2 separate regions of the Homo sapiens genome follow, and region 1 is linked to region 2. The links are chromatin loops, found by intact Hi-C in ENCODE. Cell type or tissue: CD4-positive, alpha-beta T cell. All regions are shown on one strand. Each heading gives the region's core, and the rest is flanking DNA. Links, peaks and the distances in the headings are about the cores only. Region 1 overlaps LOC105376626 (a long non-coding RNA gene). Region 2 holds the start of LOC105376627 (a long non-coding RNA gene).

The links. Peaks named below come from ENCODE experiments on the same cell type or tissue, not always from the same donor. Only the 100,000 strongest peaks of a DNase experiment are listed, where the experiment ranks them.
Region 1: it touches region 2 in a loop (4-fold over the local background); 15 of 110 quality-filtered maps call a loop at or near these places.

What each region holds. Positions count from the first base shown.
Region 1 is chr11:35,004,633-35,020,227 of GRCh38, reverse strand. LOC105376626 (a long non-coding RNA gene) reads left to right here. Exons shown (of 4, transcript XR_001748180.2): 4 at 2,058-12,525. Among named protein-coding and RNA genes, the nearest start is that of MIR1343, 71 kb to the right of the region's middle. RefSeq lists an enhancer at 6,287-6,336. In CD4-positive, alpha-beta T cell, for the core only: no CTCF peak of the experiment used is centred there; DNase peaks (open chromatin) are centred at 6,337 and 7,357; H3K27ac peaks cover 2,362 bases.
Region 2 is chr11:35,074,165-35,089,759 of GRCh38, reverse strand. It overlaps LOC105376627 (a long non-coding RNA gene), which reads right to left and starts at 6,927. Exons shown (of 4, transcript XR_931194.2): 1 at 2,874-6,927; 2 at 1,185-1,322. RefSeq lists enhancers at 6,230-6,379, 6,730-6,849, 11,617-11,666. In CD4-positive, alpha-beta T cell, for the core only: a CTCF peak has its summit at 6,901; DNase peaks (open chromatin) are centred at 5,719, 6,149 and 7,039; H3K4me3 peaks cover 1,953 bases; H3K27ac peaks cover 4,325 bases.

The DNA of each region.
Region 1 (15,595 bases), core at 3,711-11,710, 70 kb after region 2:
GCGACAGAGCCAGACTCCATCTAAAAAAAAAAAAAAAAAAGTATTCATATTAAATCAAAGTGTTTCTAAACACATAAAATAGTGATCAAATAGTATATGAGATTTTATTAGGAAAATTAGTCATTGAGCTTCAAGTATCTTGACATCTAGGAAGAATATTTTGATGGGCTTCTATTGTTAATTAATTAGATAAATTAGTACTCTGTGCTGGAATAAAGTAAAATTCAGAAAACCTACCATTTTTCAGCATCTAAATTTGATAAAGCACTTAAAACAGAGACAACCTTTTTGCTAAATTTTGTTTTTAAAAATATTTGTGGGGGAGGCGAGGATAGTTAATGTGTACAAAAAAACAAAGAATGAACAAGACCTACTGTTTGAGAGCACAATAGAATGACACTAGTCAATAATAACTTAATTGTACACTTTAAAATAACTTAAAGAGTGTAACTGGATTGTCTATAAAATTGAATTGGATTGAGGGGATGGATTGAGGGGATCATTCTCCATGATGTACACGCTTATTTCACATTGCATGCCTGTATCAAAGTATCTGATGTACCCTGTAAATATATATACCAACTATGTACCCAAAAACATTTAAAAAATTGTCAAAACAGTTACTCTAAGTGGAACAGTATCTGCGAAATATTTAGTTTTATCAATACCAAATACAGAATTGAGAATATTCTCCATCCAGCATAAACTGCCCTGATCTTACCAGTTACCTCAGCATCTGTAAAACTGGATATTTTCTCAATTGAAAAACATACTTTTTGCTACAAAGAAGAGTCAATTGATATATCAATAATTTTAAATTTATTAGTTATAGATTATAACTTTGAAGATCTCAGGAACTTTATTTTTTAAAAAACCACAAAACATTAAAACATACTAAAAAATAGAATCTTCAGAAAAATATTAATGACTCAGTACTAGAGCTAAAAATGGCTCAGAATGAATAGGTGAAGAAAAAAAGATTTTTAGGACAGTGAAACTACTCTGTATGCGTAGATACATGTCATAGTGTATACACGTTATTATACATTTGTCCAAATCCATAGAATGTATAACACCAAGGGTGAATCCTAATGCAAACTATGGACTTTGGGGATAATGATATGTAAATTATTTTGATCAGTTGCAACAAATCCATCATTCTGGTGGGGGATGGTGCCAATGGCGGAGACAATGCCATATGTAGGAGCAGGGGGGATACGGGAAATCTCTACCTTCCACTCAATTTTTCTGTGAACCTAAAACTGCTCTTTTAAAAATCTGCTAAAAAATATTAAAGCATAAAAAAGTGCTAAAGTTATGACCTAATAAATGAATTTGCAGAAATGCAAGCGAGAAAAATTTTATGATCAATCAAGATACCACATTAATAAAGTACTTCTACTTTTTGTATTGTATAAAATTCAGACACTAAAAATAACATTTCTGTAGGTTTATTTTGTTACTTACGTATCACAATTACACATATTACATTTTATAAGTAGTAAAATTTTTTAAAGAAAAAAATAACTAAGAAAGTGATTACAAAACAAGAATAATTTCTGATTATATTATTTTAATGGTCATATAGCCAATATATAGGCGTTTAAATTTTATTACATTAATGTACAAGGATATATAATTTGGCTTATTAGAAATTATTTTTGAAAATATTTTAATACGATAGTTTTTGTCATTACACTAATATAACAAAATCTTTCTCATTTGACAAATATTTCAAAAATATATAACAAATTATTTTAGCATTCCTTCTCCTCTCAAAAGCATGCTGTCACTCTGTTTTTGAAGACAGTTAAAAGAATTCCATTTCTGAACACTGTTAAGAAAAGTGGGGGAGTCCCAGCAGAGTTTTGGGCAAAGGCAATGGAATAAACATGGCATTTCTGAAAAGAGACACTTGCAAAGGCCCAACACTCGCAAAGCATACCAGGCATAATGTAAATAGGAAAAAGAAACTATTCCGTTGATTCAGTTCATTTGTAAAAGGAGTTTTCCCAAGGTAGATCACAAACAAACCAGTCCATGTGAATCACTTGCAGAGCTTTGAACCCTGAACCCAGCATTCTGAGAGTGGGAACCAGAAATGTGCATTTGAAAAGACTCCCCAGGCAATTCTGATGAGGAGCCAGTGAGCCTGCTGAACCAGGTGACTACTGACATCTCTTCTTTGAGTGACTTTCGACCATCCCACAAATGTCTGCTCGACGGTGTCCTGGAAGAGCTGGGTCATGGCTCTCATTACACACTACTCAGCATCATACACCAGGTTGTATCACACATCTCATTCACACTACTGAGCATCATACACCAGGCTGTATCACACTTTGTCCGGACTTCATGAGTCTTCCAGTACAGTGATGGGACGTAGGTTTTCTAGACTTGCCTATGGGCTTCTCCTCTTTCCTAATGAAGCTTCCACTCATCCAAACGTCCTTTGAGGAGGAAATTTATCCAACTCACTCCACTGCAAAAGCTGGAGAACTGACAAGATTCTTCCTGACCACTTCAGTGGCTATGATTATAGGCAGTATTGTGGTTTTCATTTGCAAAATGAGGAATAAAGCTGCAGACATTTCCAGTACTAGAAATGGTCTGTTTGTAGCATGAAGGTGCATATTCATTTCTTTTTCTTTTTTCCTGACCCTTAATCATTTATTACATTTTTCTCCTGTTAAACAAGCTATATAGGCTGAATACAAAGAAGTTTGAAAACACAGAAAGGTAAAAAAATTAAATTAAATTAAGATCATCTGAAATGTTAACTTCAAGAGAAAGTTAACAACTGTGAGCATTCTGGTTTGTATATTCTTGCAGTCTTATTTAATTAATTGCATTTATGTACTTTAAAAAAAGTAGAATTATATTGTATATATGGCTTTGATTTCTTAAAAATTAACATTGTGAACATGTGCAAGGAGTGTTTCTTAAATTGCTCTTTCCATTGTCACTTTTACTGGAGATTAAAGTCTCAAAGTACATTTTTTGACTTAGCAGAGGGAGAGCTGAGATGTCTCATTAAAGCTTGGCCGAGCGCCTTCTGTTACTGCTTATTTACATAAGTAGCTTTCCTAAAATCAACGGCTCCCATGAACAAGACATATATATTAATGCCTCACAGTCCAATATATGATGAGATAAATGACCACTGCTTCCTTATATAATGCGCACACACTTGCCTGAGACAAGTCAGCTGTTCTGAAACACAAGATTAGGAAATTCAATTTCATGTATACATTTCCATGAATCAAAAGTCAAAATCAAAGGACAACCTTCTGTGTTACAGTGAACTCTGGAAGTAAGTGTAAATAAGATAATAAGATATGCCCTACTTTGTTGTCATCTTTTTTTTTTTTTTTGCTTTTTGTTTTTTGTTTGTTTTGAGATGGAGTCTCACTCCGTCACCCAGGCTGGAGTGAAGTGGTGCAATCTCGGCCCACTGCAACCTCCACCTCCTGGGTTCAAGCAATTCTCATGCCTCAGCCTCCCAAGTAGCTGTGATTACAGGCGTGTGCCACCACGCCTAGCTAATTTTTTGTATTTTTACTAGAGACAGGGTTTCACCATGTTGGCCAGGCTGGTCTTGAACTCTTAACCTCAGGTGATCTGCCTGCTTCAGCCTCCCAAAGTGCTGAGATTACAGGTGTGAGCCACTACACCTGGCCAGCTATGCCCCACTTTGAACAAACATTGCTAGAATCTGGAAGAATCTTCTGTTAGCCAAGGATTGCTTTTGAGGTTCACTCCAAAAACTGAGCTACCACCGGGGACAAATGGTCTCATAATTTTGAGTGTGTAAAGTGCAGCGATTCCAGCTCATGAGCACTAATATAATTTTGGAAACAATATACCCACAACAGGCATCGTCTAGAAAACTAACAGGATCTCTTTTCCACTAGAGTGTATTGTTGTTGACTAAGTGTTTTCAGTTATTAAGCTGGAAGAGACATGCTGGGGAGAATGCTTTGGAGGAACAAGTAAGCACAGAACACAGAGAATCAGGTAACTTATTATTTCTCACCTTTCTCTTTCCTTTGTAGATAATTAGCAAACATTCCTTTCTCCACCTTATCTCTTTGTTGAGGTCATATCAGCAATTATCTGCCCTCTGGTTTATGCAAAACTACCTGAATAAGTCATAATTCAGAAGAGCTTATCAACTTTCTTCCATGTCCCGTTGCCCAAAAATAATCAGCAATGAAATATCTCAAACATACAGAAAAATAGAAGTAAACAAAACCACCTAGATTTATGAGCAGTTCACTCTCTATCTACATGCTTAATATATTTTTAATAAAGTCTTCAGTCATCACTGCCACATTTACAAGAATACTTGGCCTTTTGGCTTGTCTTCTGAACATATTTTTGCATGTAAGCCTTTTACATATTTCTCTGAAGTGGTTCGAAATCCATCAGCTCGATGGTCTTTATTGTTTCAATATGGCCCAATCCACAGGGCAGAGCATATGACTGGTGTGGTGGTTGCTGCGTGGCTTTGAAGTCACACGGATTTGAGTTCCAGTCCCTGCCTACTAGCTGAGCAAATGTGGTCAAGGGTCTGTGACTGAAATTCTCATTGATAAAGCAGGGATAATAATACCTACCTTGTTGTCGAGATGTCATGAGGTGATGTAAGCAAAGCATCAGAACAGTACCTAGCACATAGTAAGTGGTTATCATCAGCTTGTGTGTCTGCTGTATATGCTGAACTGCTTGAGTCCATCTCCAATTGAAGCTGTATTTACCAGGATCCACTCAACCACTACCTTGATCATTAACACCTCCTTATTTGTGGACTCATGAATACAAGGCACTTGCATCTGCGGGGCTTCAAACTTAGCCCAGTGAAATGGCAGTCTTTTTTAGTTTTCTAAACACCTGGAGGTGACTTTTTCCCTGCCTCTGACTTTAAAAACATAATGAAATTTTACAGAGTTTTATAGCACTGAACTTTATGTAAAATCAAAAGAGCCCGTGAAATAAGAGAGCAATTGGTTGTAAGCAAGCCCCTTCATGAACATGGGCATTTTTTTTTTAACGTCTTTGTATCTGTGAGCATCTCCTTCTCTTCCTATCCTTAAGTGTATTATTTGTCATGAAAGCAAAGTGCTTTTAAAAAATTGTGTTTGATTCCATGGTTCCCAACAATGGCTGGACTTCAAACTCACCTGTGGTGCTTAAGATTATATATCTGTATACTTTTGTTTAAAATGAATATTATAAAAATTTATGTTTAAAAATATGTGTGTATATACATACATAGTTACATACACCCAAGGCACATATGTGCATGTGTATACATAACATATACACATACATACATACACGCACACCACCACCAAAGCCCCACTAAAAAAATACTGGAATCTCTGGGAGTAATGGGGGCAAATAGGAGGAGTTAATGTTCAGGTAAGGCTATTATGGACCCATTGTTGAGAATCACAGTGGGTTAATTACTTGAAACAGTACCTATCTAAAGGACAGTTAAAGATTTTGGTATTAACCAGAAAGTCTTTTTTTTTTTTTTCTTAAATAATTTTGCAGGCAAGATGCTGCTGTTACAAGTTTTCTGTTCTGAATTATGTCTTCCATAGGAATGAAGCATCCACACAGTCCATCCAAGCATACTGTGAATCAAAACACATGTCATAGCTGGAACGAAAGCATTAGGACCATCTAACTGGATTCCACTGGAATGAGTCTCTGTGAAACCATGCCGAAGTCTTTGTAAACAACCACCCTAAAGAAAGCTACATGAAGAATAGCCAATAACAAAAGCACTGGATTTAACTCAATTTTGTGAAAAAACAAAAAAAACAAATATGATGCACACACTCTATCCTTTTGTGAACAAAATGCCACCAAACATTTGAAACTGGCCTAAGCATACATTGACATGTTTGACATGAAGCCCAGCCTTATTGATCAGCCTTTCCAATACCCCCCGCCCCCCATTCTTTATTCCCAATAGATACATCTTCTCACAGGTAATTGGGCAGAAAAATGCTTATTGACTGATCTTGAAAACTTCAATGCATCTAAAGCTGGAGAACATTCAAAAACCATGCTTCTCTTTATTTATTTCAGTTTCCATGGCAAGAGGAAAATAAAAGGCAACTGTTTTGAAAGCAACAACAGTAAACGAAGCAACATCTCTGGCAAGCAGGCAAACCTTAAAGAGTAAAAGTTATAAATCCCCATGTAGACAATACCTTGTAGGTATACCTTCCCCCAACCACGGGGATGACTCTTAATGGTGCTGACTAGGTATAGACACCAACTTGGGACCAGTAAGTTATTCTTAGAAGGTGCTAACTTTTGTATTTTCTTTTAGGTTCTTGCTGCTATGTTTCTCTTTCAATTGACTTCCAGAAATCAGACAGTGAAATCAATGGGGCTTTCCAGGCCACTGAATTCAAAGTAATCAGGGCAGGGTCAGAATGCTGATTGACTGTTTTCAACACACAGGGACCTGGAATTTGGGTTCTAGCTCTATCCCTCAGCACAGAGTCAGCAGACACAATGCCCTAGATGGTTGGATTTTCTAGTGTCTGTGACAGGCATCTTCAAAGCTGATTCCTCTCCCTCTGAGAAATCAAGGCCACCACCTTTAACTACTGACACAGTAGTGTACTTCCCGTACTGCAACCTCAGTCCCTTTTGTCACTTTTGCTTTGCATTCAAGTGCCTTGGCCAGTGTTAACTGCAGCACTTTGATTTCTCTTTCTATAAAGACTATCAAGTACCAAGTCATTTGTTTCTGCAACCATGTAACCCAAGGACATATTCTCCTGGATGAAATTCCAAGACCCCCCCCGCCACCAGAAGTCAGTGGAGAATAGGCACAGAAAAGATGATGAAGGTCATAGTTTCTAATAATTTGTTTTCTTTTTAAAAAAAATTTTTAATTTTTATTTTTTTGAGACAGAATCTCACTCCGTCACCCAGGCTGGGGTATGGTGGCATGATCTCGGCTCACAGCAACCTCTGCCTTCCAGGTTTAAGTGATTCTCCTGCCTCAGCCTCCTGAGTAGCTGGGATTACAGCCGCATGCCACCACGCCCAGCTAATCGTTTGTATTTTTAGTAGACACGGGGTTTCACCATGTTGGCCAGACTGGTCTCGAACTCCTGACCTCAAGCGATCTACCTGCCTTGGCCTTCCAGAGTGCTGGGATTACAGGCATGAGCCACCAAGCCCAACCAGTTTTCTTTCCTTTTTTTTTTTTTTTTTTTTTTTTTTTTCCTTTTTAAGGGAGGGGATTCCCTCAGTGGGTTTACTTAGAGTGAAACGGTATCTTGGCTTTGGACTTGCCCCTGCCTTCATTCATGTGGGTACTTTTTATTTAACTTTTCATTGTAGGTAGGCTCCCCTCTACCTAAAAAACCAAAGGGAAAAACCCCAATTCTTTAATTTACTCACATCCTGTTACGCTTTCACAAGCTGTTCATTTTCATACCAAGCCTCATCTTCTGCTGCCAACATCCTAGTTTGAAGGAAAGGGGGAGACAGGTCAACTGGTAGTGGTCCTGTCCTCAAAGGGAGAGAACTCCTGGGTACCTCTTTCCAGCAGCCCTAGGCTATTTCAAAATGTCAGCAGGTCTAATCCTAGAAGAAAACACCATTTACTTCTCAACCTGCTGGGGCATGGTGAGGTCTAAACAATACATTAACCAACAAAATCTGCCAGTTCCTGAGAACTGCCAGAGAACTGCCTGAGAACTCAGAGATAAACAGTAAGAGGTATGGTCAACCTTCAGGGGAATGAAGAGACTATCTCAATGCAGCAAAAATAAAGGAATTAATGTGCTCTGCAGCTTTAGAAAGGAACTCTCCTTCCTGGGGGTGCCTCCGTGTCCCTGGCTCTAGGAGACTACCTAACCAGCAAGGTTGATAGCATGACCCTGGCTCCACTGAAAACTTGGGCCTATAGACTGTCTTATTCTAAAGGGTGCTTTTTAATTCTAATTTTTTTTTAATTTTTATTTATTTTTTTTTGAGACAAGTTCTCACTCTGTTGCCCAGGATGGAGTGCAGTGATGCCATTTAGGCTCACTGCACTTTTGACCTCTCAGGTTCAAACAACTCTCTCACCTCAGCCTCCTGAGTAGTGGGGACTACAGGCATTCACCACCATGCCCGGCTAATCTTTTTTTTTTTTTTTTTTTTTTTGTAGAGACAGGTTTTTGCCATGTTGCCCAAGCTGATCTTGAACTCCTGGGCTCAAGCGATCCACTTGCCTCAGCTGGGACTATAGGTGTGAGCCACCGTGCCCACTCGAACCACTGGTCTTTTAATGTTTTCAGCTCCAGCTGGCAAACCCATTACCTGCTCTTCCTAGGCAGCATCCCTTGGTCACTATCCAGCCATCTGTTACTGCCAAAGCAAAAGTCCATGGCCCTCGAAGTGTGGGAACTCTGGCCATCGGCTACTTATCATTTTGCCCTCTGAAATCCTTATATTTCTTTCTGAATTCACACACTCAGAATTGGCAGTATATTCTTAAGCTATGAAGTCCTCCACTATATGCCCATCCCAAAAACCTAAGCGAGTAAGATTATTTAATCTAGGAAATGGTTATTTACTCTATAGAAATCTGATCTTCTCATTGCCCAATAACCATGGAATGCTGAAGAGTTGCCTCAGATGGCAGGGAGCCTGCATGCTAGCTCACACACTATCCCTAATAGCCATTTAATTTTGGGAAAAGACCCGTCTTTTCTCTGGACTTTAGTTTTCTCCTCTTTAGAAATAAGAAGCTGGTTAGCCAATCAGTCATGTCTCTTTCAGGTATATGTTCTACGCTTTGCAACTGCAAAGTTGACAATCTGAGAATGTGTGCACGCCAAAGGGGCTTAAAAAATAATATTATCTAACACTTAAGCACTTGATGTGTATTAACTCATTTAATCCTTCAATAACCATATGAGGTAGGTATTATAATTATTACCCCTATATTTTAGATGAGAAAAGAAGAAATAGAGAGAGGTTGAGTAACTTGACCCATTATCCAGTAGTTTTAAGGCTGGGGTTTGTATTTTTAACCACCATATGCAGGATAATGGGCAGATCTGAGGACTAAGCTTCCTTGACGTTTGCATGCTTAGAAGGTTACAGAGGGAGTGTGAGAATCACAGTTAATCTGCAAATCAATGGTATATACCGAAAATCAGGACAGGGGCCAGAGTGTCCTCACTGTTACCTGTTGGATTCCCTTGGCATTATTTAGTGCACAACATTACCATAGGAAAATCACAAGCACTTTTATGGCAATGGTGTAAATTAGGAGGATTCTGACAGTAAAGCCCAGAGTCATTCCAAGATAAAACGATCAGTTTGGGATCTCTTGGCCACCTACTGACCTGTCAGTGTATTGAGGCAGTTTGGGGTAGGAAGTATGTCAAATGATACTGGAGGAGGGAATACAAGAGGCCGGGCAGAGAGTGACTTATTTATTAATTATCTATTTATTTATTTTTGGTTGAGGCAGAGTCTCGCTATGTTGCCTAGGCTGGTCTCGAACTCCCACCTTGGCTCCCAAAGTGCTGGGATTACAGGTGTGAGCCACCATGCCCAGCCCCAGAGAGTGACTCTTGACTAGTTTGGAGAAATAAACTGACTTCAAGGGTCTTCAAAACACAGCCACTTGGAGGTCCTGACTGCCCTTTTCTGATCTCCAGCATGAGCCTCTGCAGAAGCAAGTGCCTTTCACTGAGTCTGACCCTAGCTGAGTGAGATCTTTGCAGAGGAAAGGACAACATGCTTATTTTTTTTAAATGGGCCCATAAGAACCCCGAAACCAAACAAGAAAATCAGGAAAGTTTCTTGTTAGTCTACTACAGACAGGTAGTGATGAGAACTTGGAATACTATCTAGATTCTGAGCTCATTGCTCTAGGGCCCAGGGTCCCAAATGGTGCCTCTTTTCAATGCTTATTTACCATAGTTTCATAGAAACATGACCAAGTGTCAGTTAGTTCTTTACCCTTCGGGTTTTTTCCATCATTAATCCTCTTGGCACAGGGTGGGGCTGAGCTGGGAACAATATCATATAACTCTAGTTGCAGCTGTCCTTATGCAAACCAGCATATCCGCAAGTTACCATGACCTTTTGGGGGAAACCAACATAACAGTGCTGGTGGACACAGCTTCAGGCTGCTAGAGGTCACTGATATGTACCATTGCAACTTGGAAGGAATTCCATATATTGATACTTTCTTTGATTCTATCAACCAAACGGCTTTGTGGGGCACATGCTATAGTACTGAATGAAATACCTTTCTTTCCCTTGAGCCAAAAGCACATAATAAGCTATAGATTCTTTGCTGCTATGCCATTGATTTACCTACTGTACTTTGTAACCCAGGAGGGCTATGAATCATCCTTCCTAATTTCAGCTTCACAAAACAGGTTGCTTTTAATACAATCTCTTCTTTATCTAGATTTATTTGTTCTGAACCCTAACACATTCTTAGGGCATTATTTCTTACTGAAGACAACTCTCCCTTAGTGTTTGTTTAATGGTAATTTTTTATTCAAGTTCTTCCTGGGTGTCCGCTTGCCCTTTAATTTTCTTTTTCACAGTGCTTTATATTCCTAGGAATACCTGAGTCACAAGTGGTCAGATTGCCAGCATTCAGCAATCCCAGGCAGGGGGCAGATTTTATTGCCTTTCTCTCTTCTCCTCCACGGGTTGCTCAACAGTGTTAACATTCTGATTTCTTTTAGGAGTGGAGCTCCAAGATAATCTCTTACCCTGCCCTTCTTACTCATTAACTTTAATTTCCAAAAAATGCCGCCGATACCATTCAAACACTAGTTCAGGAATTACCACGTGCTGGGCACTGTACTGGGTGCTGGAGATACTGAGAAGAAGAAACATGATCTGTTCTCAGGAAGCTCACAATATGGTGAATGTGATAATTAAGGTCATGATTAAACAAAGCAGGAAGTACTCCAAGAAAGGTGAGCAAGGCATTACAGGTATGCAGAGGATTGCTTGACCCAACCTGGAAGAATCCAGAAAAACTCATCCAAGGCTGGGCACAGTAGCTCATGCCTGTAATCCCAGCACTTTGGGAGGCTGAGGTGGGCGGATTGCCTGAGGTCAGGAGTTCAAGACCAGCCTGGCTAACATGGTGAAAACCCATCTCTACTAAAAATACCAAAAAATTAGCCAGTTATGTTGGCGTACGCCTGCAGTCTCAGCTACTCGGGAGGCTGAGGCAGGAGAATCGCTTGAACCCCCCGGGAGGTGGAGGTTGCACCGAGCCAAGATCATGCCATGCACTCCAGTCTGGGCAACAGAGGGAGACTCTGTCTCAAACAAAACCCATCCAAGAGCCAAGAAGAGGTTATGCTTGACCTGAACCTTAAAATACAAGTAGCTGTCATTTTGGGGGAGTCCAAACAATGGATGGGTTGATGTGGATACAGCAAAGGACATAATTAAAGAGTCATGGCCAGATCATGAAGGATTTTGTTCCTCGGGCTAAGAAATTTTAGCTTTACCTTAAAGTAGAGGAGCTACCAATTCCGAGCTACAGCGAGGAATCGTAATATAGCATTGTATCATGTATGAAAGGACAAAATTCATGCTACTTTCCTAAAAGTAAGATTCTGTGTCCCCGTTTGCTTCATCTAATATTGCTTCTTGGCCCCAGCAATAGCACACAGAGCACCGGAAAACTAGTTCAGGCTTATCACCAATTCCTGAAGCCAGTCTACCTCTCCAGGACACTTAGAGCCATGACCTTCTCCAAGCTCTCCAAGATCGCTGTGCTTGTTGCATATTCTGGTCTGCAGAAGGTGAAAGGGTACTAATCATCCTAGAAGCCTTCCTGGAACAGGATCTCTTTGCCTAGGGTCATAAAATGAGGGATCCAGATGGTACAGGGAAGTGTAAATGGCAGTTGGAGATGGGACAACAGTAAGTGCAGAGGCAGAGACACAGGTCAGCAGACCCCACATGTGACATGTCAAGTACAGGGAGTAGGGGAAGAGGTGGGAGACATGGTACAAGAAGTCAAAAGATCCACTGGTTCCCTGTATTCCATGAAAACGTTACTGTACAGAATATTACACATTTCCAAGTTGGAGACACTAAAATACAAAGGTACAAATTGTCTAAGCGCAGATATGAGGCAGTGGCAAATTAATAAAACAAATCACATGCCTGTTTCTAACCTGTTTACCATGGCCAAGAAGAGTCTGTGAAATCAAGTTAGACATTCTGTCTTTGAAATCATGCATTCACAGAACTTATGGAAGCTTTCAAGTGGAAATGTCTTTACTCTTTAAAAAAAAAAAAAAAGCTCAAGTAATGCCCTAATCATCTCTTATTATTGTTTGTATCTGCAGGATTTGGAAACTGCTCAGGAAAACAACTGGATTCCTAATAATCCCTGAACAATTCTTTTTTTTTTTCTTTTCCTGTGGACATTAGCCTTTTAATTTTTCCACAAGGAATTCTGGGCCAATTTAACTAATAAATAATAACAGAATTTTCTAAGTGCATGGTACTTTTGCTTTATCTGATTTCATGGCTTTCCTGTTCCATGACAACCCACTGTCTTTTCCCTCACATGTATGTTTTATGATGGTTTTTTCAGGCATTTGAAAAAGCTTTAACACTTTCACTCAAGCTAAGACACCTCAATTTTCATTAGTGACTTTATTGTCCAGGAGGTGTTACAGAGACTACCAAATAGTTTCAAAATTACTTGCTCAGTCACGATGCCCACAGTTGACTCTCAGCCTAGCAAAAGAGAAGAAAAGAAGTTCTTGTGTTTACTGTCCTGAACATACCCTTATGCTAGTATGCAATCTCCTCAGGTCCCCTCAATTAGGGTCACATTTCCGTTTTACAGTGATAATGCAAGAGACTCTGGGTACTGTTCAATGAATATAGGTTTAATGTAATATATGTATTTCTGCAAATATATATATATATATAAATGAGGATTTTGTAAGCACCATTTAAAATTACCTGAGGGGCATTTTCTAAGTAACTGTGAGTCTTTTTGTAAAGCAAAAGCCCTTTTAAAAAATAACATCATTCCTTATTTCATGTGTTCTAAGTTCAGGTTTTCATGGACTAATTTCAAAAAATGATGGAGGCCACCATTCTTTTTCATTTGTTGAGTAAGCTTTACACCAACACAAGAGGCCATCACGCTTTGCCCTTAAGCTTTACTTAACAACGATATTTGAGCATGTGGGCTACTGAGACAGAAAAGTTCCCCCATGAGTCAGCAGCCAGCCCCAGCAAAAGATTTCATGGTCCCAACTAACTAGCCCACAGCCTTTCATATTCAGTTCTGCTTTCTCAGTGGTCTCTAGGAGTCTAATTTCTGGTTAGGAACTGAGAAATTGGGTTGATTTCCACTTCCGTAGGATAGCAAGATATCCGCAGGATGTCAAGGGGGCTGGGCCAGTACCCCAAGTTAGCAGTAGTGAAAAAAGTGGCTGAGCCCCAGGATCTAGAGCACATGAACTCTTTCCCACCTCAAACCCCCATTCCACCCTCTACCCCATGAGGTCCCAAAGGAGATGAGCAGAGAACAAGACCTGGCAAAGAGAGGTTGTTAATGGAGCTCCGACCTCAAACCCTGATGTCTCACCTTAGACTCATTTCCAGGAGTGGGGCCCTGGGTTTCATATTTTAAAAAGCATGGCATATTGGCGTATGTCTCCCCCGACCCCCACCACCACTGCCATTGGAATGCCTAAGGCCAGTGGTGTGCTGAAGCTGGCTTGTACCAGCTCGTGAGAGCTGATTGTTAAACTTTTAAGAACTTTGCAAGCTGATTATTAAACACAGCTATTACTGAAAGCTAAATTATATAAGCTTAGGATTCAATAAATTATACCGGAAGCAAAGATAATAAATACCCAAAGCTCACCACTTCCTATTCATTTACTATTATCTATGTTCTTGAGGTTTTTACCTCTATTGTATCTTTAATGGTGGAAATACTATGTAATAATGGAGAGCTATGCATCTCTTCCTAATTCTACACTCAGTAACATTACATTGGAAGCTTGAAATCAGAGCATTTATACCACCGAAATCAGCAAATACTACAAATCAGGGATTGATTTATTGTGGATTGTCTCTAGACTTAAGAAAATAATAGAGAAAAATGTAAATAATGCAGATTAAACTTAAAAATGTCATGTTTGTAGTTGGTACACTATGAATAGCACAAAATTTGAGAAAATATTCCAGTATTTGAAAATTATCTGATTCAGTAGAGAAAGTACTCTCTTCATGGACAAACATGTAAACTTCTGTGTCACTGTTGTTTTAACTTTTATCTTATTCTTTTGTGTAAAGGAAAATGTCAACCAACATTTAGGTCAGTAACCTACTTATTCATCAACTGCAATCATAGTTTGGCTGCAAATAAAAGCGTTCTATAAAATCAGGTAAAGCATTCCGTGATAACATACAATAAGGAGTATTGTATGTTCTATAGTTCTTAGTAAGTCATATATTTTACTCCTTGTAAATCAGTAAAATTTATAACAGACTTATAATTGGTTATATATCCATATGCATTTCTTCTCCAAAGAGCTGGTTGTTAAACATTTACCGGCACACCACTGCTTAAGCCAAGAACAGAAACAGGTTAAACAGCCTCCTGGGCTTCTATCCCATAGGTTCACACCCTTATCTCAGCCCTTTAGTTTACCATTCTCCTGTCAAGAAGAAAACAAAGAATAGAAACCTTTGTACAATTAAATCAAAAGGAAAAGAAATATTCCCTAAGATCTAAGGCAGATAATTTAATCTGCCTAATCCAGCCCTTCCTAAGAAGGCTGCCTCTCAAGTAGGAATGGCTTGAGGCTGATGTGACCACACCTGCCATGTGGAAAAGCTGAGAGCAATAATAACAGATGGCAGACTTGGCACTGTAGCCTAATAAATATTCTCCCTTTTAATGAGTCCACATCAGATGGCTCCTTGGGGGCAATGGGGGAGAAGCAGGGAACAAAAGCAGTTTCTCTTGCTTCCTGGTCGGATCTCGTACATGTTTGGGGGTACATAACAAAAGATCAGTGAGCATTTCTGCCTTCCACCAAATGGAGTACACATGAACATCACAGCTTTGCGTACAATTACTTTAAAATCATCAATACTTGTATTTGAAAACATCTTTGTAGACTTGGAACCAACCCAAATGCCCATCAATAATAGACTGGATAAAGAAAATGTGGCACATATACACCATGGAATACTTTGCAGCCACAAAAAAGGATGAGTTCATGTCCTTTGCAGGGACTTGGATGAAGCTGGAAACCAGCATTCTCAGCAAACTAACACAGGAACAGAAAACCAAATACGGCATGTTCTCACTCATAAGTGGGAGTTGAACAATGAGAACACATGAACGCAGGGAGGGGAACATCACACACCAGGGCCTGTTGGGGGGTGGGGGGCTAGGGGAGGGATAGCATTAGGAGAAATACCTAATGTAGATGACAGGTTGATGGGTGTGGCAAACCAACATGGCAAGTGTATACATATGTAACAAACCTGAACGTTCTGCACGTGTATCCCAGAACTTAAAGTATAA
Region 2 (15,595 bases), core at 3,418-11,417:
TCAATCAAGAGAACACAAGAGAAAAAGTATATTTTAATGTGAACCAGTCCTTGGGCTTCTTATGGATAGGAATCCTACCTTACGAAAACATTTGATCCCCGTTCATCATAACCTTACAAAAAGTAATTGGGATAGCCCTCAATGTTTGTCGAATGCATAAATGAATGAAATAATAAATTAATGTAGCTATTTAGACAGATGTTACTAAGTCTCTTTCTGCTGGGCACCATCTTCTCCTCCTGGGCATTGGCCTTTGACTAAGATGCTGAAATCATCTGGGTGCTGAACTTGTAGTTCGTTCACAGAGATCCTCTCTTGCTACAATAGCTTTTATTGTTATATTTTTGAGATGGGATCTTGCTCTGTCACCCAGACTGGAGTGCAGTGGTATGACCATAGCTCACTGCAGCCTCCAATTTCTGGGCTCCAGCAATTCTCCCACCTCAACCTCCCAAGTCACTGGGACTACAGCTGTGTGCCACCATGCCTGGCTATTACTTTTTTTTTTTTAATAGAGATAGGATCTCACTATGTTGCCCAGACTGGTCTCAAGCTCCTGGCCTCAAGCAATCCTCCCACCTCAGCCTTCCAAAGTGCTGGGACTATAGGTGTGAGCCACCACACCCAGCCTGCTGCAATTGTATTACTTTTTTTTTTTTTACACTAATCTTAATGCTGTGGAGCTTGTGTCTCGGCGTCCTATGGAGCTGTTACTGAAATAATCCTTTCTACCTACACCTTGCCTCTACCTTCAACTGTAAGAGTCAGACAATAATCTATTGAGCCTAAGCCAGAGGACCCATTAGAATGACAGACACCGGGGTGGATTTTCTCAGCCTCTCTATGACTAAGTCTTTGTTCCCTGGCCAGCCTTCTCTCCTTGACTTGTTCTTGCCTTAGGACGTTCTCTTCCTGGAGGCATCACATGCAAATAGCCTTCTAACAGACCTGCCCAGTCAGTTTCTCAGAGCTTCCTAGTCAGATTGAATGTCAACAGTGAACACAGTTTAAGCCCAATCTATGAACCCTCCCTCTTTACCCTTACATGAAGAAGACCATTTTTACTAGTTATTGCTAAGTAACAAACCACTGCAAAATTTAGTGACTTAAAACAACAACCATTCCTTATTTCTCATAATTCAACAGGTCAGCTGGGTGATTCTGCTGATCTTGGCTGTACTTACCTTGTGCTGTGGCCAATTAGTGAAGTGACAGGGAACAACTGGTCTAGAATGGCCTTGGCTGAATGTGGCTCTCTTCCGTGTGCCTCTGACTTCCTTCCAGCAGACTAGCCTGGGCATGGTCTCATGATGAGGGCAGAGCTTAAGGAGGGCAAGCAGAAATGAACAAGTGTTTTTCAAGCTTCTGTTGGAGGTTAAAGCAAGTTACATGACTAAACCAAGAATCAGTGTGGGAGGGTACTACCAAATGGGTGGCCTCAGGGGAGAATGAAAAACTGGGGCTGTTAATGCAATCAACTTACCTCACCATGAAAGGGAATGTTAACTTCATTAGTGCGAAACATTTGAAGTAGACCCAGTCCCTCTCTTATGATGAGGAAAGTTTGAAGCCAGTGACAATCATGCTTCAGATGAATGTCTCAAGATCAATAGCAATGTCACAAGACCTATCGCAAGCCCTCAGTTGAATCTCTCTGGTAGGGAGCCATCTTCGGCCTTGGTCAGTCTGACAGGTGTCCCTCTAGAGCCTCAGCAGAAAAAAACAAGAATGAAGAACTTTCCTGGATAGCCCAAGCTGCCCTTAAAGTCCTCAGTCACTTCCTGTCTGTGTCTCAAAAGTACTTCCTTTGTATCCACAGTGACACAGAAAGCTGACCTCCCATTGTTCCCAGACTCTTAGCTCTTGTACCAAACTTGGCCAGCTCAATCTGGATATCCCTCCACTTGCTTAGATTTCCACAGCAGCTGTCAGCATCTGGTGGTTTTGAAGCTGTGGGTATCGAGAGTGGGAGTGACAATTCATTTTAGTGCTTCCAGAAGCTTACTTCCTATCTGGTTCCAGCTGCAAGTCTTCAGCCAATGCAAGTTCTCAGCCTCAACCTCAGCAGGGAAAACATTCAGAAAACCCAGATGATTTTATCTTTCTGAATGCTTCATTCCCCTCACTCCCCCATGGAACAGCTGAGTCTTATTGGAGATTTGATCATTCTCATGGGATGGGCTTGATGGCCCTGCTAGTGTGATTGTCTGTAGCAAGATTGCAAATTGGCAATCACCTTTTGGGAACCATTTCAATTGGAGAGCTCCAAAAAAAGTAGTTCTTTGTAGGTTTCTCCCTTTTGGGTGGGGTCCTTGGTTCAAAGATAGACAGTAGGATTTTTTAAATCTCCTGTTTCTCAGGTGGGCTGAACCAATTCCGGTTGCCTTTCCCACTAAAGGGAAAAAGATGTCAACTCACATGTCTTCACACAACACTCCAGGTAATGACTTTAATTGATAAGATTTAGCAACTGAAATGAAAACTATTTACCATCTTGGGTCAGACTGGACCAAAGATTCTAAGGTAGAAATGAATAAACCTAGTTGTTATGGGTTGAATTGTGTCCCCCCAAAATTCATAAGTTGAAGTCCTACTGCCAATACACCAGAACATGGCCTTATTTGGAAATAGGGTCTTTGCAAGTGTGATTAGTTAAGACGAATTTATAATGATGTAGGGTGGGCCTGTAGTCTAATATGGTTGGTATCCCTATGAAAAGGGGAAATTTGGGCACAGATACACAGAGGAGAACATCATATGAACACGAAGACAGGGATCTATAAGCCAAGGAATGTAAAAAATCTCCAGCAAACCAGAAGCCAGGGAAGAGTCATGGAGCAGATTCTCCCTCACAGCCCTTAGAAGGAACCAACCTGCAGATACTTAGATGTCCAACTTGTAGACTCCAGAACCATGAGACAATAAATTTCTGTTGTTTACGTCACTCTGTTTGCTGTACTTTCTTTTTTTTTTTGAGACGGAGTCTTGCTCTGTCGCCCAGGCTGGAGTGCAGTGGCGCGATCTCGGCTCAGTGCAAGCTCCGCCTCCCGGGTTCACGCCATTCTCCTGCCTCAGCCTCGCTGGGACTACAGGTGCCCTGTTTGCCGTACTTTCTATGGCAGCCCTAGAAAACTAATAAACAGGTCAAAGGGAAGCTTGCCTATCGGGGGCTGATTATTTCTAGGAGGCTCAAAGAGTCAGGGAATTTTAACAGAAAAGTCAACTTGGAGACCAGATAGACAAGTTCTTTCTCCTCAGCCACACATCCATTTTACAAATAAAGAAACCAGAGCCCAGAGAATTTGCAGGCATTGATCAAAGTCACTATGCCAGCTGAAGTCACAGCTGAGATTTAACTGACTTTTGACTGTCACTTCCCCAGTGCCAAGTTCCATACACACTTTAGTCATTTGCTTACATATCTTTTCCAACTTACCATGATGCCCTGAGAGCAGGGACCAGAGGCTTAGAATCCAGTACGGTGCCTCACCTATAGCAAGCCCTAAGTAATATTTGTTAATAATAGTTAATATTTCCAGCATCTACCACAAGGGTAATCTTCATGCTGACCCAAGAAATGGTGCTTTTCCAAAAGCAACTTCTATAACAGACAGAGAACAAAAAGCAAGGCGTTCTATGTGTCAGGCTGCAGACAGCAACTCCCAGTGGACCTCAAGTTATCAAGACCTGTCCACAGTCAGCCTGGGCCAAGCGGCCTCTTCTGCTGACAATATGGTGCTCAGAGAGGAGTAAGGCACTAAGCAGTGCCTGCCAGCCTCCTTCTAGCTCTTGGCCATCTCCTTCAGCAGCTACAGATTTATGTCTATTCAGCAACTAAGGGTCTTAGATGCTTTTTAAGGGCAGGGACCTTCTAATTTATCTGTATATTTTCCACACTTCCTGGGGCCCAGGGTTTGGCTCACATCATGGCAGATGTCCAATGAATGTGTGTTGGCTTGGGCCAACCTCCTATGCAGTCGCCTAGCTGTTGAGCAAAAAGAAAGAAAAATTTACCAGGTATTAAATTGCTAAAAATATACCTTTGGGGGAAGTGTCATGCCTTGTTATTTGTAATTCTTCCTTCGAAAGCTGGAAAAGTGTTGAAAAGAAATCATCATCAAAATGATACTTTTCAACATGTAAAATGTTTGCCCAAGTTTAAAGAACAAAGCTTCAGTCAGTCCTGTCTCTGCAGGAAAATCTCTCATAAGCCACACTTAAGATGTAAATTTTACATTATGCTTGATTTTCCATAATAAACAAGTGCCTTTAAGAGCTGAGGTGTGAAACCCATTTTATACAGAGAGCAAGTTCTAAAGATCGTGATTATATAAAATATATTTATGAGGTGATGTTATACTGAGATCAAAATCAATTTTTCATGTTTTTATGGTTGGAATGGATTCTGAGGAACAGAATGCAATTTTTAAAAAATTGAACTGATAGGAAATCAGAATTGGCTTCATTCATGACAGTTGTGCAAGACCTGCTTAGATTGGAAAGAGGGAGTCACTAGAGGCCATTTGGTCCAGGACCAGAGCTGGCTACATAATGGTGGGACCTAAGTGCAAAGTGAAAATGAGGCCTAGCCATGGCAGATAAGTTAGTTTCTCCTTCCCACAGCCTGTCTCTCCTCAGTCTATCTACAGTGCCCCTACCAAGGGATTGCAACCTCCACACCAGGACACACCTGTAACCTGGATAGGAGTGGGTGAGAAGGCCCCATCCAGTTGCCTTCCAAATATACCACCGTGCTGTCAGCCCAGGGTAGGGACAACACCGCCATGCTCTTTCCCAGGATGCCATGGTGTGCATACCCAGCAGAGCCTCTCCCCACAACTGCTCCCAGGCCCCTGCAGAGGGTGTGGGCAGAATGTTGCCTCCCTGTCTGCCAACCTGACCTAGTAGTCACCCTGAGGGAAGGGTAGCAAGTGTTGTGGAGCAGAGGGTGGGGAGTAGGTAGAGTGGAGCCTGGGACACTAAGGGCCCAAACAGAGGGTGGGTAGGAGGCAGGACCACGAGTGAGCTCCTTTGTCCCATGAGACTCCTCTTACAAAATACACATTGAAAGATAAATTAAGAATTGTGCATTAAACCCCAAGCAAGGCCTTCTGAGCAGAGGTCCCTGTGCAACTGCACTGGTTACCTGCCCATGAATCTAGCCCTGCCTGGGAAACTTGAATAGGTGCTCAGTTTTTCACGTGGGCTTCAATATATGTGTTGGTCACATGCTGAGTGTGCAGTGATTGGTTCAATGCTATATAAGAGCTTAGCCAAATGGGTTTTGTAAGATCCTTGGTGGGATTGCAGGGGGCAGGGTGTGGTTAGGAATGCTTTTATTCTTGTTTCTCTCAAAGCACTTAGAAAGGTGCTTTTGACCATAATGCACTAACAAACATCTCATGAATCATTTAAGTCACAAATTGAGATGCTGAGAGATAAAATATTCTGCTACACATATGTTGAGTTGAACCCCAGTTTTAATTGCTGCAATATAGACTTTCTGACCAAGAACCTTTGAGCATCTCTGGTAGAAGGAGTAACTTCAAGGGGCAACATGGGAGAGGAGAACAAGAGGGAGGTTTCTGAGAAAGATGTTTGCTGGCTCCGAACCTCAGCTCACATCACTAATACATATGCATCATAAAGCAATTTCGATTCTTCAGGGAGAATTAGGTAATGATGTACACTTGGAAATTATAAGAAAAATGGAGCCACGCCTTAAATGTTGTGGTTAAAGACTAGAAACCACAATCTCTCAGCCCCTTACTATGGAGACTCCTTGAATAACAGAATCCTCTCCTGACTCCATGAATAATTGCCTGGAAGAGGGAGCAGGAGATGAGGGCTTTCCATTCAGTACATTTCAAATACCTATCCGGTGGACTCACTGGCTCCCTGCTGTTTGAAATCCTCATGCCAAACGGCTGCTGGGAGAAGTCACGAAGCCATGGATGGAAATAGCCCTGCCCACTGGGAGAAAGAGGATCTTGGAGGGCTTTCTTCTCATCCTCTTACAAATACCAATGAAGCATTTTTGCACCTCTGCCAGTTGCTATGGATACCAAGTGGGGAACACATGTAAACATTCGGCATGCGTGAGACACGCTGAAGTCCGCCAGTGCAAAGGTGGTTCCTCTTCTCCTTAGCTTGTCCCCTTTCTGGCTTAGAGCTGCAGCTTGCAGCCACATCAGTAAGCCCTGTAGTTTCAGGCCTCAGCGTGGCTCATTTTTAAGGAACTCATTTACCATGAGCCACTGGGAAATACCCTGCATTTAGGGTCATGAGACTTGAATTTGAAATACTTTCCTGCTAGTTCTTTAGTAGTAGAAAGTCACTCTACCTTCCTGAGCCTCCACCTTCTTATCTGCAAAATAGGGGAAAGAAAGAGAAGCAACTCATATGGGGAGGAGAGTGAGAACAAACACGACAGTCTTTGTAAAGATGAAAGCACTTGTCATGTTTGGGAGTGCTATTATGTAATTACTGGATGTTCCCAAAGGCTTGTCAAACTGTGGTTGGATTTTGACATTGGCATGTGGAAACGGGCCTGCTCACCTTCAGAATTAGCAGTTAGACCCATTGCTCCCTCTTAAGGTTTGGTGTGGATGCCTCCACCCCACAGAGAGGTTAGAGGAGGAACCCCGACCTTGGGGCTTGCTACTGGCACCTCTCCTCCCAATTTCTCGGGACCTCTAGGCCAACAGAGGCCCCATCTCACAGCCTTGCATCCAAATGAGAGAACAGCTCAGCCGCCAATCTCTTCCTACCTGTGAAAACACCCAGGTGTTTTCTTGTTACATAAATGCACTCTCAAGGTGAAGAAGGCAGCAGATCCAGCAGCAGGAACCTCCCTAAAGAGGCGCAGAGGGCCGGGGAGTGTGTGTGGACAAGCCCTGGTGTGCATTCCAGAGGCAGCCCCTCTCTGGCTAGCTGTGTGGCTTCTTTTGGGGTGTGGGAGGAGGGGCGGAGCCAAGGATTGGGTGTAGTCCTCCCTGGCTGACTGTGGCTGCCACCCACCATTGGAGAGGTCTCAGAAGGTTCCTCCCTATCTCCGTGGTAACCCGACACTGTGCTGTGGTGAGAAGAGGAAACTGCAAACAGAGTTGGCTCCTTCCACCAGACCCGTTCTGGAGTTCTAGATTTCTGCTTGTGGTGTGTCAATCATTCAATCAGACCTAACAGCAACTCCAGATTGCGGCTGTCAGAAGCCGTGGCCTCGCACGCCTTTCCTGGGCAACACCATCAGTCCACCAGGGCAGGCTGGACACATGGAGCCTGCGACTCTCCCCTGCCCAGTCCAGCCCCTGCTCCACTGCTGAGGAGCAGAACTCACCACATAGGAATGTGAGCAGCCAGGATGGGAGGGAGGTGAAGGATGAACGGGGAGCTGGGGCCAAAGAAGAGCCCAGCCAGGTCAAGAATTCCCCCAGTTCTCTTCCTTTGACACTCCACCCTCCAAATCGCACATCTGGAAGGAAAAATGAATCCCATATATATTTCAGAATTTCCATGAAGTTGAGAAGGGAGCACTATGGCATCTTGCAGGTTTTTCTGTTTTGCTTTTATTTTTATTTTTTTTTTTTTTGAGGTGGAGGCTCACTGTGTCACCCAGGCTGGAGTGCAGTGGTGGAATCTTGGCTCACTGCAAGCTCCACCTCCCAGGTTCAAGTGATTCTCCTGCCTCAGCCTCCCGAGTAGCTGGGATCACAGGCGCGCACCACCACACCTGGCTAATTTTTGTATTTTTAGTAGAGACAGGGTTTCACCATGTTGGCCAGAATGGTCTTGAACTCCTGACCTCAAGTGATCCACCTGCCTTGGCCTCCCAGCATCTTGCAGATTTTTGTTTGTTGTGTTTGCTTTGCCAGGAAAAGGAGGAGGTGAAAAGGGAGCCTTGAGGGAGAGAAGACATGATATTGACCATAACAGGTAGGAGGGGCTGGTGGGAGCTGGGAACATTCATTTGTTTAATTAGTCAATATGATGTGAGTAACCACTAAGTACCGAGCTCTGCTTTAAAGATTGAGGGGACAGCAATGAAGACAACAGGCTCCTGACCTCATGGAGCCTCCATTCTAGTGGCAGAGGCAGGCAATAAAAGTCACACATTTATTTATTTGTTTATTTTTTATTATTATACTTTAAGTTCTAGGGTACATGTGCACAATGTGCAGGTTTGTTACATATGTATACATGTACCATGTTGGTGTGCTGCACCCATTAACTCGTCATTTACATTAGGTATATCTCCTAATGCTATCCCTCCCTCCGCCCCGCACCCCACAACAGGCCCCAGTGTGTGATGTTCCCCTTCCTGTGTCCAAGTGTTCTCATTGTTCAACTCCCACCTATGAGTGAGAACATGCAGTGTTTGGATTTTTGTCCTTGTGATAGTTTGCTGAGAATGATGGTTTCCAGCTTCATCCATGTCCCTACAAAGGACATGAACTAATCCTTTTTATGGCTGCATAGTATTCCATGGTGTATATGTGCCACATTTTCTTAATCCAGTCTATCATTGATGGACATTTGGGTTGGTTCCAAGTCTTTGCTATTGTGAATAGTGCCGCAATAAACATACGAAAAGTCACACATTTATTTAAACAACAAAAATACAAGTAAGTAAACGATATTATGCCCACACACATATACATGAAGCAGAGCAAGAGATAGAGTGGAAGAGGGTTTGCAATCCAAGACAGGATAACCTGGGGAGCCCCCACATTGAAGGTGGCATCTGGGTTAAGTCTTGACAGAAGAGGATGTGAGCTGTCATGGTGTCTGGGGAAAGAACATTCTGAGACCAATCAAGAGTCCACTGAGGCTGAAGCAGTAAGTGAGGGGGTGGGAAGCGGGGAGGCTGGAGTGTGAAGTGCCAGGTCAGGGAGGGCCGTGAGGGCCACTGGGCTTTTCCTCTGAGTTAAATGAGGAGCCATGAGAGTTTCTTAAGTGAAGAATGGACACGATTTGACGTCTCTTTGAGGGTCACTTTGGCTGCTGCATGGAGAATAGAGGCAGCATTGGGATGGGGGGTGCTACTGAATCTCTGAAGTCTGATCTCACTGTCAAAAAGGGGAATTGGAGCTGGGCACGGTGGCTCACTGTAGCTCACACCTTTAATCACTCCTTGACTCTTTGGGAGGCCAAGGTGGGAGGATCGCTTAAGCTCAGGAGTTTGAGACCAGCTTGGGCAACATAGTAACACCTCATCTCTACTAAAATTCAAAAAAAAATTAGCTGGGCATGGTGGCACATGCCTGTAGTCCCAGCTACTCAGGGGGCTGAGGTGGGAGGATCACTTGAGCCTGGGAAGTTGAGGCTGCTGTGAGCCCTGATGGTGCCACCACACTCCAACCTGGGTGACAGAGCTAGACCCTGTCTCCGAAAAACAAAATGCTAGGAGAAGGACAGGAATTGGAAGGTTTTAGAGAGGTTGAAGACCAGAGTGCCACAAAAACTTTCTCTTATGTCATCAGGACTTATAGAAACTGGAAATACTTTGGGCGTATTCAGTGTTAATTAATGGTGTCCACACACCCCCTAAAATCATCTTGGTTATCACCAGTAGTTCATTTCCCACTGCTTGGAAAATGTGGTCTAGAGAAAGGCCAAACGTTCACCACACAGAGAGACTATAAGTTTGTCTGCCCATGGAGGTTCCCTTCAGGTGGCTGTTATTCAGATGTGACTTAAGAGACCCTAAGTTTGACCCTCTTAACTGTATAGCTTGGACTAAAATTCAAAATGTAAGCTGTTTTATTCAAATGCAGTGGGGTCACTAATTGATTTACACACTCTCAGCTGTGCGAAAATATGCAGCTTCTTTGTTTTCTGTAACTGATCAAATCTTCCCTGTGCGCCCTTAACCCTGTGGAGAAACGAGGAAAAGACCAGACTTACACAATCAGGGACTCTTGGTCTCTTCCAGCATCCTTAAGTTCCCCAACGTTAGCACCTGTTTCTGTGGTTGGTGGGAGTGGCATTACCATGTGACTATGCATGTGGGAATCAGGTCCTATGCTAGTTCCCCTGAGGTGATCCTGGTTTAGGCCCTCCATTGGCATGCAATGGCATTCATAGCTGTGGAACACTGACAATGTCATTGTCCCTAGAAATCAAAGTCCTTGATCTCAGTGGCTTCCACTTCCCAACCTCAGGCCTCTACATTTTCAGCAATCTCCCTTGAATTTCCCTGACCTTTACCGGGGCCTGTAGAAACATAGGGAAACATCACATTGCTGTCTATGAAGGTTCCTCTGTCTGCTAATGCTGCACTATCTCATTCAAGCCATGTTAGACATGGTGCCAAGACAAATACGAGGCTTCTCCTAGGTGCTTTCAGCCTCCTCCAGGCCATGTGTGGGAAAGTATGTCACTTGCCCAATGTTCTTAGGTTCCTAATACCTTTCTAAATGCTTCTATAGCCCGCCCCCAACAAGGCTTGACCCCAAGGAAGAGTGGAGGCAAGACCCTAATATTTGAAGGTCACACTCTGCCTCTATTTCTTTCTCATTCACAATCTCTCTTGGGCAGGAAGGACTGAACTTAACCTTTTGTCCCCTTCCTTTCTGGTAAGAACTTTCCCCATAAAATTTATTTTCTTTTGTTAAAATGGCACCCATTCTGCCTGCTTCCTTGAAGCCATGATAGTGTGTCAGATGTGCTCTCAGGGAAGTGGCCAAGAAGGCAGAATTAGGAAAGCAAGAGGTTTCTTGGGTGTGTTAGTTCTGGCTGCTGTAACAAAGTATCACAGACTGGGTGGCTGAAACAACAGAAGTTTATTTTTCACAGTTCTGGAGGTGGAAGTCTAAGATCAGGGTGCCAACATGGTTGGGTTATGGTCAGGGCCCTCTTCTGGGTTGCAGATTCCAACTTCTCATTGTATCCTCCCATGGTGGAAAGAGTGAGAGAGCTCTCTGGGGTTCTTTTTTATAAAGGCACTGATCCCATTCACGAGGGCTGTACACTCATGACCTAATTGTCACCCAAAGTCCCCACCTGCTCATACCATCACCTTGGAGGTTAGGATTTCCACATATGAATTTTAGGGGACACAATCATTGAATCAATTGCATTGGGAAATGAAGACAAAATGGGGAGGAAACAGGATTGGACTGCATGAGCCTCAGAGCTCAGTGCAGACCTGACAAAGTTTTGGCTCACTTCATGGGCATTTCGAAAACAAATATTGCTCATTTGAGGAGCCCCATGTTGAAAGAAATGGCCAAGCCATAGCAACCCCTCTGTGCTCAGCCCTTCTCTGGGGGCTGCCCAAGAAGAGGATGGCCTGAGCTTCAAAGATGAGACAATGCTAAGGTGCAAACAGCTGGGGGCTGCAAACTAACTGCACTCCTTGCAGCTGAACAGCAAGTTCTTTCTCAGAGGGAGATCCTCATGGGTGCCTCCAATACTGTCACAGTGGTGGAAAGGTCACTAGAGAATGATTGGTAGGGAAGAATAATGAAAATCCCATCAGTTTAATGTTTTGTAAGTGTTTTTTACATATTGCCCAAGCTTCTAAAGTCATCACTGAGCATAATCTTTGCCCACATCCTCTTCACTGCAGGTGAGGTTTATCCACTGTGACCACAGCATACAGCAAGTTACACAGATTTGACTTCTCTTGAACCTTTCCCAAGAACATCTTCACAGAATATAGTGCTGGGGTGATGCCTGAAAACTGTGAGCGTGGTTCTCACAGAGTCTTCTGCTTTTTATCTCAGAGATTTCCATGAAACCCAAAAATCTCCATTTTAATTTAATGTTTGGAACCAGGAAGTGCCCAGCAGTTAATCTAAACCTGTTTTTACCACGACAGCATTCTGTGTACTGCCCGGGAAATGTCAATGGTTTGTTGATACCAAATTAATGATGCATATCTCTAGCAAAGAAATCTCCAGTGAGTCAGAAACCAATCGTCAAACTGTCCGTCCACCAGGTTTCCTTCCTGTGAGTCACTTTAAGAAGGTTGACTTCTTCTTTCTCTGTTTCCAGCCTTTCTCTGGTTTAATCAATGAGAGTTAAAGCCATATGATAATTCTTGGAAGTATTGACAGATGTGACTGGTCCTCCCTCCTGGACAAGCCTTGAAATGGAAGTGATAGAGAGGAGATAAAAGGAGGTGGGAAAGGAAGTATGTAGACAGAGGGAGAAACAAAAAGGACCAGAGGTCTAGAAATTTCTTACTGCCCCAGAAGTTAAAACATTGTTTTGTTAATCATAATTTATCACAAAGGTGGCCAGTTTCCGGGGAATTGTGTTGCCAGACAAAATGCGGGACTCTCACTGAAATTAGAATTTCAAATAATAAATAATTTTAGTATAATTATGTCCAATGCAATATTTCAGACAAACTTACATTAAATTTTTTTCTTTGTGTATCTGAAATTCAAATTTAACTAGGTGTTCTGTATTTTTATTTGCTAAATCTGACAACCATATCTGGGAGATATTTTAATTTCCATTGCATTCCTTTTGTTGATGAGTGTGATGAGCTACTATATTGAACAGGAAGTAGAGAGGATAGCGCCATCCTCTTATTGTCTAGCAGAAAGATCCAGGTTATTTGGACTTAATAGTTCCTTACTCCCGGGGCAGTCTCTGCCTTCCCAGCCCCACTCAGCACTGAGCATTTCAAACTGACCATTGGCTGAAACCCATCAGCCAATCATTGAAACTGGACTTGCTGTCCTTGCTTTGGAATTGTCTATATCTATTATAAGGTGCGCTTGGATTTCACAAGCCTAATGAGCCTCATTCTTGCCTTAATCCTCCCCATGTTTGTCCAATCAATAGGAGAGATCTTTTGCTTTGGTTTCTGCCTACACCTGGGGTCTTGGACTCTAGACTATTCAGATACGGTCTTGACATCCTGCCTAAACCTTGCCATTTCCTTCTTTTCAGTGGTTTCCCTCAGTCCATGATAAACATATCACTTGGAAACACAATACTGCCTCCAAGCCTCACCATCTTCTAGGACAGAGGTTGCCAAACATTTTCTGCAAAGGGCTAGATAGAGTATATTTTTGGCTTTGCAAACCCTGCAGTATCTGTCACAACTCCTCAATTCTGTCATTGTAACATGTGAACAGACATGTGCTTCTGTACAGCATTATTTATCAACAAGTAAAGCTGTGACAGGTCACGGGCTATGTTTGGCCCAAAGGCCAAAGTTTGTTAACCTCTGTTCTAGAAGAGCCTGGGATCTTGCCTTTCTTGCCAAAAAGTTTCCACTTAGTTATAGATGCTGGCCTATTAGCTCAAGGAGCCACGTATTGTTTACTTAATGTGATGCTGATGGCCTCTCTATGACTCCATCAGAGACCAGTCCTATTTTACAGCCTTGGCACCCTCATCTTGGGCTTGGCAGTTCCAAGCTTTCTTCTCTTCCCTCTACCAGCTTCTGAGGTCCCTGCATGACTTGCTGATGAGCACACTCAATAAGCCAACTTCTACTTGTTTCCACACTATAGCTAGGATCCACTACCCCCTTTATTTCCACAAATGCTACCTTACTTTGAGACTTAGTTGCCAATGCTTTGGACTGACTCTGTCTCATCTTTGTACTTCTACCTGAGAAATCTTCAACTGCTCATCACTGCTGATATGATTTCCTTTGCATAATAAGTCCATGAAACTACCCACCAGTGCTGAGAATGGTTTGCCTTATAATAGCTATGGATTTAAAGAAAAACCCTTCTCTCTCAAATGATTAAAAATACCTTGCAGTAGGACAAAAAACCAAACAATGCATGTTCTCACTCATAGATGGGAATTGAACAATGAGAACACCTGGACACAGGAAGGAGAATATCACACACCAGGGCCTGTTGTGGGGTGGGGGGAGGGGGGAGGGATAGCATTAGGAGATATACCTGATGTAAATGATGAGTTAATGGGTGCAGCACATCAACATGGCACATGTATACATATGTAACAAACCTGCATGTTGTGCACATGTACCCTAGAACTTAAAGTATAATAAAAAAATATATATATATATATATATACTTTGCCGTAACCAGGCAAAGGCAGCTAGTACACGGCTATAGGGATACATGTAAAGCACTTTAGCATGAAGAAAAATCAACATTATGAATTGTATTAATGTTGTTCTTAAAAGTAATTCTATGACCTTAGAACAACATTGCAATGGTGTGAAAATGCAAAGCAGATTTTATAAACAACCAAATATGTGTATGAATACATCCATTTATTCACAAGGGCAGGACTTTGGAACCCAATGAATGAATTTCAAAAATAAAATTTTAAATTAGGAAAAAACAACAATTTTGAAACCAAGTCCACACAAATCTATAAAAATAATGTTGATTGGCTACTGTTCTGGGTCAGTGTGACCACTTTGACTACACATCCTTTTAAGGGATAAATATTTCTCACAAAAGTTAAGTGCAATTGAAGGCTTTGTAAGCCAAATCCTATTTTAAATACAGAGAGCTCATTTTTTAATTTTGGAGATGTCCTTCCCTCATTTTAAAAAATATGTTTTTAATTTATTTTCTTACATTATAACAGATTTTCAATAACCATTATATCTGTAAATTGAAACTCTCTATACCTTCCTAGGAAGAATCTGTTTTGAGTCATCTGAACTCCTTCAAACCAGTCAACTATTACAATTTAATTATGATGAGTTTGGAAAAAATCTAAAACCATCAGATATTTACATTACTGCCATTTTGTGGTTTGATTATAGCTAATTGCATTACACCAGTGCTCCGCAAATACTGGTGAATTGAGGTAAATGGCTATGTAATAATTGTGATCAATGGTCAAAACTTTATTAACACACTTTTTAACAGGTGTATTTGGGATAATCATTATACAATAGACTGCACATATTTAGAGCATACAATCTGATAAATTCTGACATAAGTATAAACCCATGAAACAATCACTACCTTCAAGATAATGAACATATCCATATACCCTAAAAGTTTCCTTATTCCCCTTAGTAATCCCTCCCTCTCATGTCTTCCCATCCGTTCCCTACCCCATCCCCATGTAACCACTGATCTGCTGTCACTATAGATTAGTTTACATTTTCTAGAATTTTATATAACTGGAATCCCACACTATGTACTCTTTCTTGTCTGGCTTCTTTCATTCAGCAAAACTATTTTCTCCATATTAACGTGTGCATCAATCATTCATTCCTTTTTATTGATGAGTAATATTCCAATTTGTTTGATAACTGTTTTAAATACAGTTTGTGCATTCATCTGCTGATGGGCTTTTGGGTTGTTTCCAGTTTGGGGCTATTAGAAATAAAACTGCTATGAACATTCATAAATAAGTCTTTATATGGTTGTATGCTTTCATTTATCTTAGGTAAATACCTAAGAATAGAATGACTGGGTCGTATGTTAGCTATGTGTTTAACTTTCTAAGACACAGCTGAACTGTTTTCCAAAGTGTTTGTACTACTTTACACTCCCTCCAGCCATATCTGAGAGTTCCATATATGAGAATCCCAGCTCTCCTACATCCTCATTAACATTTGGTATGGTCAGTCTTTTTAAATTTTTGCCATTCCAATATGTGCCCATATTAGGTATTTCTGATGTAGTTA